Regions from separate parts of the Homo sapiens genome. Here region 2 is linked to region 1. The links are chromatin contacts, found by Hi-C in ENCODE. All regions are on one chromosome and are shown on one strand. The core of a region is the stretch at or near the end of the contact, and the rest is flanking DNA. Distances in the headings are between cores, read along the strand shown. Region 1 overlaps CTNND1 (catenin delta 1). Region 2 overlaps SLC43A1 (solute carrier family 43 member 1).

Region 1 (2,964 bases), core at 416-2,915:
TCCACCCGCCTTGGCCTCCAAAAGTGCTGGGATTACAGGCGTGAGCCACCGCGCCTGGTCCACAAGTTGTTTTCTATAATTGAATATATGGGCCAGGCGCGGTGGCTCACGCCTGTAATCCCAGCGCTTTTGGAGACTGAGGTGGGTGGATCACCTGAGGTCCGGAGTTCAAGACCAGCCTGACCAACATGGAGAAACCCCGCCTCTACTAAAAATACAAAATTAGCTGGGCGTAGTGGTGCATGCCTGTAATCTCAGCTACTCGGGAGGCTGAGGCAGGAGAATCATATGAACCCGGGAGGCAGAGGTTGTGGTGAGCCAAGATCATGCCATTGCACTCCAGCCTGGGCAACAAGAGCGAAACTCCACCTCAAAAAAAAAAAAAAAAAAAAACAACTTGTGATTGTTATTAGTCTGTGTCCTGAAGAATGAACTTTGCTTCTGCTTCTATGCTGAAGTTTTTGCTGTTTCTGGCTAAGATGTGACCCCCTTTTGGTGTGTTAGGCAGAGGATTCTGATGTCTGGGGCCATGGAATTCTTGCTCACTTCTTCCTGGGAATTTCTTTAGTTTCTGATTTGGTATTAAGAACAGAGTCCATTGGGCACGGTGTCTCACGCTTGTAATCCCAGCACTTTGGGAGGCCGAGTTGGGCGGATCACGAGGTCAGGAGATCGAGATCATCCTGGCTAACACGGTGAAACCCTGTCTCTACTAAAAATACAAAAATTAGCCGGGTGTTGTGGCTCGTGCCTGTAGTCTCAGCTACTCAGGAGGCTGAGGCAGGAGAATCACTTGAACCCGGGTGGCAGAGGCTGTAGTGAGCCGAGATCCCGCCACTGCACTCCAGCCTGGGTGACATAGTGAGACTGTCTCAAAAAAAAAAAAAAAAAAGCCAAAAAAACCCCAAAACAAAACATAGTTGAGGGTTTTAGGAATTCAGAACCAAAAGAGACAGTTGAGGACGTGTATAAGAACTTTCTTGTGTTTTTAATCCCAAAGTTAAAAACAAACTTTGACCTCACAAGGGCCTTGACATTCTATGCTTAGGGTCTTATTATTTGATTGTAAAGTGAAATTGTGGTGGCATCCTTGGGTGGGGGTCGGGGGATACATTAGCAACACTCTGAAAGGTCACTAAGCAGCTGCCTACTCTGACTTTACTACTTGTTCCTGGAGATTCTTTGGTGATGTGAAAAAAGGAGTGATTGATGTTTGGACTGGTACATGGTTTGCCTTGTTGCATTGAGAGAATGCTTTAGAATGGGGTCGACAGACCCCTGAAAATGACCACGTAGAACTATTTTAGGCTTTGCAGGCCATGTATCATCTTTGTCGTATGTTGTTCTTTTTTTCAAACAATCTTTTAAAAATAGCATTATGGGGATGTACAAAAACAGGTTTGGCCCATGGGCTGCCAATGCTGCTTCAGAATAAATTAGAAACAGTGTTTTCCAGGTAAAGAGAAATGATAAGAAACAAGGGATGATTTATGGTTGTCTTGATGGTAAGGATATCCTAGCAGCTGTTGCTGAATTTCTCTATATGGGGTCATGACCTTTTAAAGCAAATGCCTTGGTGCTCATTTTCCTCATATATTAGGTAGCTTTGGTTAAGAGTGAACAGGGCTGGGCCCAGGGGTAGAGGCCCCATTATCTAAGACTGAGTCACTCACCTTTCAGGTGTCTTGGATAGCTAATCCAACTCCCATGTGACTCATTTTTATTCCTACAGGAGCACCAGACCTCGGCTGGTGCAACCTAGAGCAGTGGTAGATAACAGCCTTCATTGAAGCAGTCTGTCCAGGGTGTTGGCTCTACTGCAAGTCTGCTTTTTCTGACTTCCTCATTAGTAAAGAGTGATTGGACCCAGATGGGTGTGGGTGGCCAGGTCATTCTCTGCCATCCCTAGTTGTGCTAGTTCACATAGAGTTTTGGGCCTGGTTCTTGGGTTTGTTCCAGGGTAGCACTGGACTTGGAAACCTGCTTGACTAGCAAGCATATTTGCTGCTTCCTGTTCCAGGCTAGAAGAGTAATACAAGGTCAAACTTAAACAGTGAGGCAGTGATTAGTGGAAAAAGCACTGAACCCTGAGACCTTGGTTCTAGTTGTGCCTTTGCCACTAGCTAAGTAGCCTCAAGCAAGTCATTTGGTCTTCCCAGGCACAGCTTTGTTTCTTGTAAAACAAAGGAAAGAATGTCCAATCCACTGCCTTTGTATAGAAAAGGATATAGGATAGAGTTATCTGGAAATTTTGGTTATGGTAATTGTTCTTATAATTTTGTATATTAATAATAGAGGTTAAACATGTTCAATACAGAGCCTGAAAAACCCAGAAAAGCATTACCATCTATTGATAAAGAACCACTGTTAACATTTTGGTGCATATCCTTTGAGTTTTTTTAATTATACATGTAACTATATCCTATTTTCCCTCTACTAAAATGGAATCTTAACATACTGCTTAATAGCCTACTTTTAAGCTATCTAAGCTATTCATTTTGTTTCCGTGTTTTTTTTTTTTTTTTTTTTTTTTTTGAGATGGAGTCTTGCTCTGTCACCCAGGCTGGAGAGCAGTGGTGCGATCTGGTATTATACCCAGGAGGCTTTTTGTTCCATGCATGGTATTTTATAATGTTAGTAAATACTTTTCCTTAATTTTATAGTAAGCAGAAAATTTTTATGGTTGGGGTGGATGCAAAAGTGATACATAATAGTTTAGAAGACAACCAATTTTGTTTTACCAGCTGTTTGGGCATTTTTAGTACCCCCTTCTTGATTTGAAGGGTTTAATCTTGACCTTTTTTTTTTTTTCTTCGAAATAGAGTCTCGCTCTGTCACTTAGGCTGGAGTGCAGTGGCACAATCTCAGTTCACTGCAACCTCCACCTCTTGGGTTCAAGCGATTCTCTTGCCTCCGCCTCCCAAGTAGCTGGGATTACAGGTGCCCACCACCATGCCCAGCTAA
Region 2 (2,934 bases), core at 272-2,771, 310 kb before region 1:
TCCCAACACTTTGAAAGGCAGAGGTAGGAGGATCACTTGAGCCCAGGAGTTCAAGACCTGGTGGTCAACATAGCAAGACCCTATCTCTAAAAATATATATATATATTTATTTATTTATTTATATACAGAAATTATATATATATTTATATATATAAATATACATATATATAAAAATATATATATATGAAATAAGCCAGGCATGGTGGTGCACACCTGTATTCCCAGCTACTCAGGAGGCTGAGGCAGGAGGATTGCTTGAGCCCAGGAGTTCAAGACCAGCCTGGTGGTCAACATAGCAAGACCCTATCTCTAAAAAATATATATATATATAAAATATAATATAAATATATATATAATTTATATATAAAAAATAATATAATATATAATATAATATATAATAATATAATATATATAATTTTGTGTATATATATATATATATATATATATATATATATATATAAAAAAATAAGCCAGGCATGGTTGTGCACACCTGTATTCCCAGCTACTCAGGAGGCTGAGGCAGGAGGATCACTTGAGCCCAGGAGGTCAAGGCTGCAGTGAACTATGATTGCACTACCGCACTCCAGCCCAGGCAACAGCAATACCCTGTCTCTATTTTACAAAAAAAAAAAAAAAAAAAAACCTGGCAGGGCACGGTGGCTCACACTTGTAATCCCAAAACTTTCGGAGGCTGAGGCAGGAGCATCATGAGGTCAGGAGTTCGAGACCAGCCTGGCCAACATGGTGAAACCCCGTCTCTACTAAAGATACAAAAATTAGCCGAGCATGGTGGTGCACGCCTGTAGTCCCAGCTATTTGGGAGGCTGAGGCAGGAGAATTGCTTGAACCCGGGAGGCGGAGGTTGCAGTGAGCCAAGATCATGCCACTGCACTCCAGCCTGGGCAACAGAGTAAGGCTCCATCTCGGGGCGGGGGGGAAAGAAACAAAAGAAAAAAACTCTGAAGCACTCACTATGGGCTACATACTTGACATTTATTACCCCATTTAATAAAATCTTACAACAACCCTATCCTTATCACATTTTACTGATGAGGAAACTGCAGCTCAGGAAGTTAAATGACTTGCTCAAGCTCACAGGGCTGGAAGCAGCAGGTCAGCCTAACTCCAGCTCGTGCCCTTAGCCATGTTGCCCTCTGAGAATCGGCACTGGGGGTAACCACCCTCAAACTGCACACCGTTTTGCACTTTACAAAGAGCTTCCACACCCATGGTGTCATTCAATCATCACAACTAACTTTACAGTTTGTGGGGTGCTTTTAGTGCTAGTTTAAGAGGTAAGGAAATCAAGAGCAAGGTTAGGTGATCTACACAAGTCACATAGCCTATAACTGGAGAGCAGGACTCAAACTCCTCAACTCCCGCTCCTGACTCCAAGGAGCTCCTTCCACTTATCATGGAGCTGGCGGTCCTGGGATCTTCATGTACCCTCCTGAGAAGCAGCCCAGGCAGGTGCTGCAGCTCCTCCTGTGACCAGCAGGGGGCAAAAGACAGCCAGGTGTGGAGGACCCCTGCCAGGAGGCTCACGGGCCTGGCTGCACCTGATGCAATAAGCTCAGAGGTTGCAAGGGGCCCTGAGGAAACCAGCTACCCGACAGGCCCAGAGACCTTGTCCCCATTTTGGAAGCTCCTCCCTCCCCAATCCCAGGAATCCAGCAGGGTAACCCTGAATCTGAACTTCCCAGCGTTAGCTGAGCTTTGATGTGCCCATCTGTAAATGAGGAGCATGCCCCACCTACATCATGGGGTGTTGTAAGGACTGAAGAGGGGTGCGAATAAATACTCAACCATGAGTGCTCACTGAATATGAGGACCCACCATCACTATCCCCCAAGGCCGGCACCTTGACCAGACACTCACTCTCAGGAAGGTTTTCTGAGGTGCCCCGAACATCCTGGGGTGACATGAAGGCATCCGAACCGTCCTCCAGGCTGGGGGCCTTCTGGCTGAGCCTCTGGCCCATGGTGGTCACATGGGTGTAGAAGAGGTCACCTGTCACCTTGTGGTCCAGGGCCAGCCCACTCAGCTTGATCTTCTTCCTGCAGGCAGCCAGGCCAGAGTGTAGAGGAACCAGTCACACAGAGCCCACCTTCAACGGCCTAGTGCTCGGCGGCCATCCCAGCGGTTTCCAGCACTCCTTTACCCGGCATTGACATGCTCACAAGCTCCTAATGCAGAGCTTCTGTTTCTGTTGCTCAGAGCTTGGCTCAGGGACCAGCTTAGCACAGATGCCAAGTAAATGAAGAGTGGATCAGCTGTTTTTCACTTGGGCTGTTCCCATGGAGGAGGCAGCATTAACACCTCAGACTCCAGAGTCAGACAGCCTGCGTCCAACCTAAGATTCACCCTCCTTTGAATGGCATGACCTTTGGAAAGTCACTTTGTTCCCTGTACTTTTGTTATTAATGGGGTTAATACCCAATCTACATCATACAGCTGTTTGAGGATGGTATAGGGGCTAAGTACAGTGCCTGGCATAACTGTCAGTTCTGTAATGTCACCTTATGTGCTTGGTGTGGAGTATCACCTCTTGCCTCTGCTGAACTGACAGGGGGCTGGAAAAAGTTGGCATTCAGGTGGCTCCACAAAAGATGGGGTGCTTGATTCTTTTATGTCCCTCTTTTTGGGACCACATGGCATCGAGTGCCATTGCTGAGGTGCCTCCTACTCAGATCTCCTCCAAACCCAGAAAGGATGAAAACAGTATTTGTCATTACTTTTTTTTTTTTTTTGAGACGGAGTTTTTGATCTTGTTGCCCAGGCTGGAGTGCAATGGCACGATCTCGGCTCACCGCAACCTCAGCCTCTAGGGTTCAAGTGATTCTCCTGCCTCAGCCTCCTGACTAGCTGGGATTACAGGCATGCACCACCACACCCAGCTAATTTTGTATTTTTAGTAGAGACGGTGTTTCTCCA

The links. A loop is a pair of places that touch in the nucleus more often than their neighbours do. Pooled maps may share reads with other maps.
Region 2: a map of CD4-positive, alpha-beta memory T cell shows a loop between it and region 1 (17-fold over the local background). The contact joins two enhancer-like sites. A Hi-C loop is called at or near these places in 5 of 168 maps with a recorded cell type or tissue (CD4-positive, alpha-beta memory T cell, CD8-positive, alpha-beta T cell, naive thymus-derived CD4-positive, alpha-beta T cell and 1 more) and 11 of 50 pooled maps.

What each region holds. Positions count from the first base shown.
Region 1 is chr11:57,797,471-57,800,434 of GRCh38, forward strand. All of the region lies in intron 6 of CTNND1 (catenin delta 1), which reads left to right. The region is part of intron 7 of TMX2-CTNND1 (TMX2-CTNND1 readthrough (NMD candidate)); the gene reads left to right. Among named protein-coding and RNA genes, the nearest start is that of CTNND1, 37 kb to the left of the region's middle. Within about 2 kb of position 1,666, at least 29 of the 41 ENCODE cell types and tissues checked have a DNase peak (open chromatin) inside an H3K27ac peak, as active enhancers do.
Region 2 is chr11:57,492,115-57,495,048 of GRCh38, forward strand. It overlaps SLC43A1 (solute carrier family 43 member 1), which reads right to left. Exons shown (of 15, transcript NM_003627.6): 8 at 1,879-2,057. Among named protein-coding and RNA genes, the nearest start is that of SLC43A1, 22 kb to the right of the region's middle. RefSeq lists an enhancer at 1,121-2,320. Within about 2 kb of position 1,522, at least 5 of the 41 ENCODE cell types and tissues checked have a DNase peak (open chromatin) inside an H3K27ac peak, as active enhancers do.